Linked DNA regions of Homo sapiens: region 2 is linked to region 1. A link is a contact called in ENCODE Hi-C or POLR2A ChIA-PET data. All regions are on one chromosome and are shown on one strand. Each heading gives the region's core, a stretch centred on a gene start or an enhancer-like site at or near the end of the contact. The rest is flanking DNA. Distances are from core to core; before and after follow the strand shown.

Evidence for each region. A loop is a pair of places that touch in the nucleus more often than their neighbours do. ChIA-PET counts read pairs that join two places held with the same protein, here RNA polymerase II (POLR2A). Pooled maps may share reads with other maps.
Region 2: a map of chondrocyte shows a loop between it and region 1 (6-fold over the local background). The contact joins two enhancer-like sites. A Hi-C loop is called at or near these places in 1 of 168 maps with a recorded cell type or tissue (chondrocyte) and 5 of 50 pooled maps. POLR2A ChIA-PET finds 5 or more read pairs at or near these places in 1 of 52 experiments (HepG2).

The regions. Positions count from the first base shown.
Region 1 is chr21:43,299,123-43,304,989 of GRCh38, forward strand. No RefSeq gene overlaps it. Among named protein-coding and RNA genes, the nearest start is that of LINC00322, 30 kb to the right of the region's middle. Within about 2 kb of position 2,154, at least 6 of the 41 ENCODE cell types and tissues checked have a DNase peak (open chromatin) inside an H3K27ac peak, as active enhancers do.
Region 2 is chr21:43,599,646-43,605,590 of GRCh38, forward strand. The region is part of intron 7 of HSF2BP (heat shock transcription factor 2 binding protein); the gene reads right to left. Among named protein-coding and RNA genes, the nearest start is that of MIR6070, 7.4 kb to the right of the region's middle. Within about 2 kb of position 3,811, at least 9 of the 41 ENCODE cell types and tissues checked have a DNase peak (open chromatin) inside an H3K27ac peak, as active enhancers do.

The DNA.
Region 1 (5,867 bases), core at 904-3,403:
CACACTCTCACACACCGCCTCATAAGCACATGTGTGCACCCTCGCACACCGCCTCATACATGCACGCGTGCACCCTCCGACACCGCCTCATACACGCACGCGTGCATTTACAGACACACTTGTGCGTTCTCACAGCGTGGCACGCAGTCACGCTGACACACCCCCATGGGCCGATCACACACACTTCACTGACAGTTGTGCACACACACTCTCACGCGGCAGTACTGTGCACTCCCACACCCCCAGGCAAGGGGCCTTCCAAACCCGCTCCAGCCCCTAGGGACGAGGCCAGCAGCCCCAGGGAAGCAAACTCAGGGGCTCTTTGCCTTTCTCTTCCCCGAGCCCCTCTGCTCTTCTCTCCAGCCTCAGAACCAGGCACAGGGGCAGATGCGGTGCTCCCAGCTGGAGGGCAGCCAGGCAGTGTGGACGCGGAGCCTGTCTTATCACCAGCTTCAGCTGAGGCCTGCTGCTTGTCCAGTGTCCTCAGAGCCCGGCAGGGAGAGAGCGGGAAGGTCTCACGTCCCACAGCTGGGCTTGGGAGGCAGAATCCCTCTGTGTCCTGAGCTTTAGGTTCCCCCGAGATGACACGGAGCTTGGGCTGCCCAGGGCTGGATGCTGTTCCTCCCGCTCAGGGCCCCAGCCTTTCCCCAGGAGCTCGACTACGCCACTGTGATGGCAGCTGGGGGCACTGGACGGCTGAGCAGCTCCAATTAGCTGAGTCCTCCCTACGGTCAGCCCCCAAGGAAGCTCGCTGGCCCGGCCACCTCAGGAGCTGCACTTGTCACCTGCAGATGGAGGCTCAGGGAAGAAGTTGCCCCTGGGCCTGCAGTGCCCGTGCACACCGGCATGACCTCTTTCCTCACACTTGACTCTCGGGGCCTGAGGTCGCACCACCGAGGGTCTGTTTGTTATGATTTCAAAAGTTCTCTCCAACAATTCCACCTCGCTGGGGGGAGCTGTTATTTAAACTCTTGAGATGTATTTACTTTTGGCCCAAGGTCAGGTGATGATGGTTTTCCACGGAAGCGAGCGCCAGGCCCATCTGTTTAGACAAGTGTGTATGGCGGGTGGGGCCGTGGGGCTGGTCCGGGACGTTCAGTCCAAACCGCCAGGGAGCGGACGGCCCAGGAAAATATCCGTAAACCCCGAGAGATGCTTATTGTTCTCTCACATAAAAAAATTTGGAGGCAGGGATGCCCAGCCTGGTGTGCCATTTAGTGACATTGGGGGCGGGCTTCTGGTACTTTGCTGTGCTCCCAACCTAGATCATGACTAAGATGTCACCCTAAGGCCTGAAATGGCTCTGGGACTCCAGCCACTGGAAACGACACTGGCTGCTCCGACACCCCCAGCCCCCCTCCATCTCCCCGCTTCCTCCTACGCTAGCTCTCACGCTGTTATTATTTATTTATTTATTTATTTTTGAGATGGAGTCTCACTCTGTTGTCCAGGAGTGCAGTGGCACAATCTTGGTTCACTGCAACCTCCGCCTCCCAGGTTCAAGTGATTCTCCTGCCTCAACCTCCCGAGCAGCTGGGATTACAGGTGGGCGCCACCACGCTCGGCTATTTTTTTGTGTTTTTAGTAGAGATGGGATTTCACCATGTTGGCCAGGCTGGTCTCAAACTCCTGGCCTCATGCAATCCTCCTGCCTCAGTAGTAGTAGTTGGGATTACAGGTGTGAGCTGCCATGCCCAGCTGCAGGTGCGGAAGCTGGGGGCCTCAGAGACTGTGGACTCCTGGCCGGTGAGGAGCGGCATGGGCCGGGAGAGCTGACTCTTCAGCGGGACTGAGGTGGCTGGAGCGTGACCCTTTCCTGAGGGCAAACAGGGAGGGCCTTGGAGCCCGGCGCTCAGGACAGGCCCCTGCTGGCCCGGCAGCCTGAGCTTCCACACTTTTCCAGGGCGTCTCGAGTTCGCCCACAGAGCTGTTGTTTCAGGATAAAAAATGCCCTTGTATTCCACGTTCCAGTTCAGAGGCCCGTCTGTTCCCAAGAGCGGAGGCGTCAGCCGCATGAGTCCCACCGGAAGCCGGGTTGCCGGGTCCCCGTCCCTGCCCTGCAGACGACGCATTCCGGAGCCCCCTTGGGAAGCTGCCTGGCTCTCCCAGGCCTGGCTGCCTTCGCACGAGGGCTCCGAGGCATGCTCATCCTACGTGACTGCCCGAGTGTGCACACGCCTGGCCGTGTGTGGGCGTGTGCCTGGGGCCCGAGCTCAGGAGCAAGGCCTGCGTGGACCTGTTGTCTGAAACAAGCCAGTAGACAGCTGCGTCAATGCAGGCAAGCTGAACAGGGCTGCTTTTTCAGCCTGACAACCCCAGGGGCTGAACAGGAGCTGGGGGAGGAGCAAGGGGCCGTTCCCCTGCCCCACAGCACAGCACACGACCCCGCCTTGGAACCTGGGGCCCGGGGTGAATCGAGGGTCCTGGAGCAAGAGGGGCTGCTCCACAGGAGAGCCTGTCCCGCCACCCCTCAGCCACCAGATTCGGGGCTGCTGGACTTGTTCTCAAACCTGCACAGTGAGTGACAGCTGCTGAGACGGAGGTCTCAGGCAGTGCAGGTGAATCAGCATGGACCATGGCGAGCCCGCCTTCATCCTTCTCCTGGGAGGACTCGTTCCTTAGAAGCGAACGGGGGCCTCCTCACCAGGGAAATAAAAACCAAGCAAGGGGAAAGCACGGAATGTGTGGAGCTTCCTGGGAGCCTTCTTCTGAGGCTGAAAGTGGCTCCCTGCCTGAGTTGGTCCATGCGGGAATCACAGGGAGATGGTGGCTGGGCCTGTCAGGACCTTTCAGCCCACCTGGTGGACGGGGGTCCATGAGGGTGGTGGGGGTGCAGGCGGGGTACACCTGGTGATGCAGACACAGGCCCCTTCAGTCAGCTGTTGTCACGCTAGTGCTGTGTAACACACACTCCTGATGGAAACACTGAAATAACCGCCTATGGTTCCTGCTCACCAGCTACAGCTGCTGCACGTGCCCTGCTCAGCTCCCAGCTCAGCTCCGGGCTGCAGGTGGGCTGCAGCTCCGATCCTCGTCCTCATCTCCGTTGGCCCATGGGCTGGCGAGGACACACGGCCACAGTGACACAGAGCACCAGGGGCCGACCTGGCTGCACCCACACACCCCAGCACTGCTTGTACCAAGTCCACCGACACCCACAGGCCCGAGCAAGTCACATAGCAAAGCGCAAGGCCCAGGGCTCCGGAAGCCTCCCTGAGGCTACAGCACACCCCACCTGCCCCTGAGGCTGAGGGGCAAGGCCAAGGAGAGGGGCTGCCTCTGAGTGGGCCCTCCATGCTGGCCAATGAGTCAGAAAGGAGGACCGTACACCTTGCCAGTGGGAAGATGCCGCGCTCTGCCTTTGCGCTGCTCTGTACCTCAGCGTCCCTCCAGCTAACTCAGGAGACACATCCTGGCTTTCCCTCCACCTATTTGGAAAGGGAGCTCGCTGGGCCAGCCAGGAAAACGCAGTGGGATTTGATTCTGCGCAGCCCCGTCCTGGGGGTGCCCCAGGAAGAAGTGCTGTGCCAGCACTGACCGACCAGTTCTAGACTCAGCCTGGCTTCTGCGTCCACTCAAGGGAGATGGGTTTGTGTCGGCAGAGAGGGCCTCTCCCTAGGTTACCTTACCTTGCTCTGTTTTGGGGGATCCCTCACCTGGCTCTGTTTTGGGGGATCCCTCACCTGGCTCTGTTTTGGATGCAGAGCCCTTGATGAGGTGGGTTGTTTGAGGGGTGGACCTGGGGATTTGACCCAAACTTCCTAATCCGCCAGAGCCCTCGTTGACTCAGCAGCCTCCACCCCCAGGCTTCTCTGTGCAGGCAGAGCCCGGCCCGGCCTGGAGAGCTCAGGACAGCGCGGCTTCGGGCCGGCCCTGCAGGAGTGCCGGGTGGGTGTTTTGTGTGTCCCCATCTCTGCCTGTATCAACCCTAAAACATACATCATGTGTACTTGATCCCCGTTCTCCTCATTTCCTGCAACACTATTGTGTGGACGCCATTTAGGGGCTGCTGACGGTAACTCACGTGGCCGTGGCTATCCCTGAGCTGCTCTGGGACTTCCTGGGTCAGTCAGTGTGGGAGCTGACCAAACTCTGAGGAGCTTAGTGTCATACTAATTTTGCCATTGACCCCGTTGTGGACCCCATCCTCTCCCCAAACAGGAGAGAATTTTGCCTGGAGAATTCTGAAGCTCGCCTCGAGGTTTCCGTCAGCCCCCTCTTGACCCCGGAGCTGCCCAAGGACACGAGCCTGGAGACACGTGTCTGATGTTCCGCAGTGACTGCTGCATGCTGGAGTCTGATGTGGCGGGACAGGCCCGGCGTATGCTTGGCGCCACGGTGTCCTTTCTCAGCCACTCGGCACTGGCAGGCAGGGTGTTTGGAACAGCATTGCAGATGGGTGTCAATGATAAGGTGAGGCTCCTATCACGGGCAGCGATTATTCAGCAGGGGACCCGTGGCTGCTCTGCCTTGTGTTGGAAAAGCTCTCATGGCCTCAGTTTCTTCCTCTGGAACTGATGCAGGACAGTGAGCCCCAAAGCTGGGGCTTAGCCCAGGAAGGTTCTTGGGTTCACTAGGGAGGAATTCCAGAGCGAGCGGGAGGTGGAAGGAAACAGCTTCACTGAGGTGGCCGTGTCACAGCTCCGTGACTGTGCCTGCAGGGCAGAGCCCCTCCCCCAGCCCCGCAGCATGGGGAGCAGCTGCTCAGGGACAGGCCTGCAGTCATATTTATACCCGTTTTTAACCATATGAAAATTAAGGGGTGAGTTATTCAGAAATGTCTAGAAAAAAGGAGGCAACTTCTTGGTCATTGCCATGGAAAGGGGTGGTAACTTCTGGGTGTGGCCATGGCCCTGGCGGGCGTGTCTTATGGAGAGGTGCTCCTGACTCCTTCCTGTTTCAACAGTCCTCAATCTGGTCCGGAGTCAAGTCCCACCTCCTACCTCCATGGTTTCTACCTGAAAAAGCACTGAGAAGACTCCGCAGGTGAACGTGCAAATCTGGGGTGCAGGGGAACTCGTAGGGGGATACAGGCTGAACTATGTCCCGCATAAATGATATGTCGAAGCCCTAACCCTCAGAACGTGACCTTATTTGGATAAGGTCTTTAAAGAGATGAGTTAAAAGGAGGCGTGAGGTTGGGCCCTAACTCAGCATGGCTGGTGTCCTTATAAAGAGAGGACAGGTGGACAGAGACAGGCACAGAGGGGCGCCCATGAGGACGCGGGGAGAAGACGGTCACCTGAAAGCCAAGGGGAGGAGCTCAGAGGAACTGGCCCTGCCACGCCTTGACCTTGGATTTCGGCCTCCAGAACAAGAGAAGATCCGCGTCTGCTGCTGGAGCCTCCGGCTGGGGTCCTTTGTGGTGGCCACCCCGGTGAACTCACACAGGACGTGTGAACTCACACAGGACACGCAAAAGTTTCCCCAGTGTCTCCTCTGGAACTTCCTGGTGTTTTGAAGAAGGCACTCCATTTCTGAAGGGCACTGGCAGCATATTTCTGTGTTTAGAACTTTTCCCATGCATATTTTTGAACAAGTATTTTAGGAAGATAAATATCAGCACGTTTTGCTGCTGTTGAGAGGGTCTGTGGGGTCTGTTTAGAAAATACGTGATGGTTCTGACCACAGAGCCCCGGGCATCACCGGCCACACCGTTGCCCCCGGGAGGGGTCAGCAGAGCCCCCGTGGTCCAGACAGGCAGAGCCTCTGTGTCCGGGGTGGCTGTGGGTCCTCAGGACGCCTGCCCGGCTTGAGTGTGTCTGTTGCTTAGCTTGTTTGGGGGCAGAATTAACCCAGTGCCTTCGCCAATTCTATTTGTTTTTGTCCGGGAGTTGGTGATTAGTGCAAACATCAAGGACACATGT
Region 2 (5,945 bases), core at 2,561-5,060, 300 kb after region 1:
TAGCTGGGCGTGGTGGCGCACACCTGTAGTCCCAGCTACTCGGGAGGCTGAGGCAGGAGAATCATTTGAACCCGGGAGGCAGAGGTTGCAGCGAGCCAAGATGGCACCACTGTACTACAGCCTGGGCAATAAAGTGAGACTCGGTCTCAAAAAAAAAAGGAAGAAAGAAAATGTTATTTCTCAAACTAGTGTACTAAGTGTTAGACTTTTTCTTCCAATGACAAAAAAAAAAAAAAAAAGTAGGCAAATTCTGCTTCCTGCCACAAACCTCAGCAGAAAACCTGTTATACATGGGACTAACAGGCTCCAAAAGAGCAACTTCCCAGTCTCTGCAGTCTTGATCATCTAAGACACATCTGACATTTAAAAGGACTGAAAATATGGCTAAAATAAAGGTACTGGTGAACTCGAAATGCTACATAAGCAACACGAGTAACTCATCTTCGATAAAAAGCAAGTTCTCTTTACCTAAATATACAAGGTCTCAGGGCTGAACAAGCACAAGGTGTGAAAAGCAAGAAAGCACTCCTCCACAGGCCAACACAACTGAGTCACTAAAGGTAAAAGTGACAACTTGACCACCTTATTCTTCATCTTAAAAGAAAATATAACTTGCAACCTACGAGTAACAGAATAAACACGCCCAGTACTTCAAAACAAACTAGCAATAAAAATAAGCAAGAAAAAGGAGTATCTGTGAAGTTCACTGCTCAGAAACAAGCCAATCAGTGATGCTAAACTGACCAAAATCTAAGGTAGTCAAATTAGCACCATAAAGTAATTCTACTGTACAATAAGTAATAAAATTCTTACAAAAGACTGCATGTAATTTGAGAAAGCAATTGGCACAGCAATATTACATTTTTAGACCAAATTATTCTTGACAGAAACTTAAGAGGCCTACCAATTTTTCATTAGACAGAGTACAGTAAGTAATGACTTAACAGACTTTAGATTCTGTGCCTCTTTCCTCAGTCAAGTTAGAACCTAAAAACCTGTGGTCTATATCATGTCATCCTCAAATATCTGTATGTCAATTTGTATCTATTATGTTACAATGAAGACATACAAAAAGATATAAAGAATAATACAATACCCACCTCCCTGGTTAAGAAAGAAACCCTATAACCAGAGTTGAATTCCCTTGGTGAACGCTACCCAAAGGCGTGCTTCAGGGAGGTGTAACCACAGCTATGTCTGATATTTAAACTAGCCACGCATTGCTAATACTTTAGGTATGGAATCTTTTTTCTTTGCACGTCTGCATCAACAGCAGCATACTGCAGGCAATCTTCCACGCCATGGTGAGATTTGTTTATGTTGATTTCTATAGCTCCAACCTATTTCCACTGATATATGCCAACTTTTTAACTAATCACAATTTATTTATCTGTTCTCCATCTTGTAGACATTTAGGTAATTTCCTAGTTTGTGCTATTACAAACACCACTGCTATAACATTTTCTGTACAAGCATCCTGGTATCCTATGGAAAACGTTCTCTGGAGTACACATGCAGACGGGGACTCTGTCCTCGGCATGTGCAGACACAGCCTCCACAGACACAGGCCAGCTGGCTCCACGTACCCTCCAGCAGCACATGGACAGGTGTAAGCTTCACTGTGGCTTCACGTCCAATCGGAAGCTTGTAATCATCAGACTGTGATTTTTTTTTCAATGAGAGGCACCGAAAAGGCATCTTATTAGGGTTATAATTTGCTTTCCCCTGATTACTATGGAGAGCAAGAATCTTTCCCATGTTTATGAAGCTGCTGCGTGTTTTATTCTATAAATTGCCTGATTTTTTTCTTTTGCCTATTTGTGTATTTGGTTATTTGCCTTTTCCTTATTGAAAAGGCCAAATAAGCAAATTACTTAGCTATACCTGTTTTTTCTTAAAATGTACACAGAATGACCAAACTAGACAGGGTAAAACCCAAAAATGCCTTTCAGAAGAGCCGATGTTCACAGCACCATCTACCAATTTATAACTCAACAGAGACCAATTCAGTGGCTGGTAAGCACATTGTAGCTGAAAGCTGTACCACCTGGAAATAATACACATTAGTTCACAGGCCCCAAATGACTTCCAGATATTGACTTTTGTTAATATCTGGAAATGATGAGGACTCTAAACTTAGGAATTTGAACATTATCTAGATACAGTTTGTCTTGAAAACATACTTCCTTCATTAGGACAATTAATTGTAATGCAATGTCTTAAAATTATCTTACAAGATCCCTAATGATAACTTTCCTATCTAGAGTTACTAAAGCTTTGACTGGAAACTGGTTAGAAACCCCATCATGTCTGAAGATTTCTTTTCAGCCAATACTTATGTGAAAAAGGGATCGGGCCACCAAAATGCACAGTAACACTCTGTAGAACTTTTAATAACAAACAAGGGAGAACCACACCCAGAAAGTGAGGATTTGCTCTCACTCATCATGCAACATTTACTGAGCATCTTCTCTGTCCTGGACTCCACACTCTCCAGAAGTTTACAGGAAACGGGAGAGAGACAAACAAAGCAACTAGTGAACAAAGTGTGGTACAAGCTTCACAGCTTCCTCTCCACACTTAGTTCTAAAAGGCTGCTATTGTCTTAAGACATTTTGTGGAAACACTTCTAGAAGCATCTTCGAAAAATGCAATCTGCACTGTGACTATTCCAGACGAATTCTTTGGAAAACGGGAGCTTGTGGGTGGCTCCAACCTGCAGATGCAGCCACACAGCTACTCCACAGAGAAATGGGACGATACCATCACCCTCATTTGCCCACAAAGGTGAGCTGGTTTTCCTGCAGAGCTCAGAGCTGCTTCTGAAGTCATCTGCACAAAGAACCCAGAAACTTTCACAAGCCATACTCTCACTGATGACATTCAACTGGTAACACCTGGGGAAGATGCTGGGCAGGATAAACCAACAGTAACTTCGAGAAACAGGAACCACATAGAGCCCAAACTCCAAGAGGCATTTCTGTAACCCTCTACCCTGTGCCTGGATGAGAAAACCTTGCTGAGCCACTGTTCTCCCACACATGCCAAATATTCTCTGGCCCATTGACAGTGAAATGCACTGTGTCAGTTACCTCAGCTTAGTAAAAGCAGAGGTGTTCTCATCACAGACACTACACCCCAACTGGAAATCCAAGGAGAGGGTTATCCTGAGAACCAAGTGACCATTCAGGAATGTGGGTAGCTCCCACCCCAGAGGCCTCTCTCCTCACTCGGGATGAAGAACCACCTTAAACTCTGGGCCTTCTGCCATCCCCTTCAATAACACCTCCAGCAGGTCTGACCTGAGAAGCCGCTAGTGTAGATGTGAAAAGGCCTTTCATGGCCTACTCAAGGACTGGTAAAATCATAGGCAGCGTGGGCAGTGAGGAAAAAAAATAACCCGGCCTCCATAAGGAAGTACAAAAAAAGGAAGGGAAACTTTAAACGCTGGAGAAATCCACAAGTCTAATAAAAAAAATAATAATTGCAGTTGCCTAAGTGTTACCAAGTATCAAGGAGGATGGAAACGCCAGGGTCATGTCACAGCAGCGGAGAAAGAGGAGCCGTAGAAAGGAGACTCTGGGCCCTCCACATGCAGCTCAGTGCCAGGACAGCGCTCAGGGCCCCCCGCAATCCCAAGGTCCAGGCACAGCACAGATCCTGCCCACACCAGGCCCTGGGAGCACAAGCCTGGGTGACCAGTGGCCGGAGGGGAAGGAAATGGACTGAGGTGGTGACGAAGGGGGACACTCCTGACACATGTCATTCCATGGCTGAATGACTAAGGAGAAATACACAGAGATGAAACAGACAGAACCCTGCCAGGGGCATGCCACCAGCTGACTGCACTGAACTGCCGCAGCCTTGGCTGACAGAGCTCACCCTGCACACAGTTCTGTCAAGTGGCCATCTCCAGCAGACACCTGAGAGGCTGATGGGAATGGGGAAAATTACCCATGAGGTATGGCTAAGACTGAAAAGCTATGACCACTACAGTAAACAGAATCCAGTCATCCTGCTGGCAGCACCAACCACCTTGAGGGGCCTCCAAGGTCAGCTGGTGTGTCTGGCCACCATATGCTGGAAGTTCCTAGATTTGGAGAGTTAAAAACAGGGTCTTCACAAAAAAAGGCAGATAAACTAGGAACAGCCCGAAACCATATGGCTGGGGAGGCTATGCCACTGAAAAAACTCACAGAGGCTGAGTCACAACAATGTCCCATGTACAACCCTATGAATGTTTGCCACAAAAGACATGGACATGTGGCCCAATAGCAGAATCCAGTCTGATCCACCACTGACCTGCAGGGCCCACAGGGATTTCTGGGGGAGGCAAAAAGAACACACCATGAGCCAGCTCTGCATTCTGGGAAAATGCAACATGTCATGGTAAACGCAGGCTGGCTAGTGGTTTGAAAGGGCAGCCGTGGCCTGGGAAGACAAAAGGCTAAACAGGAGCCAGTGGAGCAGGAGCGCTGGAAATACTGGAGCAAGAAATGACAGGCAACAGGGCACATCCCAGAGGAAGGCTCAACACAGAGGCAGGAGGATTACACACACACACCACAGCACACAGCACACACCACACACCACTCACCACTCACACACATCACACATACCACACACCACTCACACACATCACACACACCACACACACCATGCACAAACCACAAACACACCACACACACACACATCACGCACACACCACACACACACCACACAGCACGCACACCACACACACACCACACACACTACACACACACCATACACACCCCACACACCACACCACACACACACCACGCACACACCACACACACAACACACAGCACGCACACCATACACACACACACCACACACTACACACACTATACACACCCCACACACACACCACACACACCATACACACCCCACACACATTGCACACACACCAATATACACACACCACCATACACACATCACACATACCACATCATACACCACACAATCATACAGCACACACACCACACACACACCACACACACACACCACCACACACCACACACACACTACACACTGCACTCACACGCATCTCAGACACCACATACACCACACACACACCACTCACACACCATACGCACACCACTCGCATGCCACACCACACACATGCCACACTACACGCCACACACACCACCCACATCGCACACCACACACACCACACATCACACACACCACACCCACACACCACATACACACCATACACTACACACCACACACATCACACACACACCACAAAGACACATCACATACCACAGACATCACACACCATACACCACACACACACTACACACCACACACACATCACACATCACACCACACACATCAGACACCACACACACATCACACACACCACATACCCACCACACACACACCAGACACCACACACATCACACGTACCACATAACACAACACACATACATCACACACATCACACACACACCACACAGATACCACACACACATCAGACACACCACACACACACCAGCTGACTGCACTAATTGCCCCAGCCTTGGCTGACAGAGCCCACACACCCACACCACACACATACCAGACACACACCACACACCACGCACCCACATCACACACCACAGATCACACACACATCACACCCCACACACAACACACCAGCTGACTGCACTAACTGCCCCAGCCTTGGCTGAAAGAGCCCACAAACACACATCACCCACCCCCCGACACACACACCACACACACACCACACATTCCCCACACCACACACACACTCCAACACACACACATACACACACCCCCACATATGCAGCCCACACACCCCCACACGCCACACCCACACACACACCCACACATATCCCCCCACGCACCTCCCACAAACACACATACCCCATACCCTCCACATGTACATACACACCACAAACATCCCCCAACATACACAT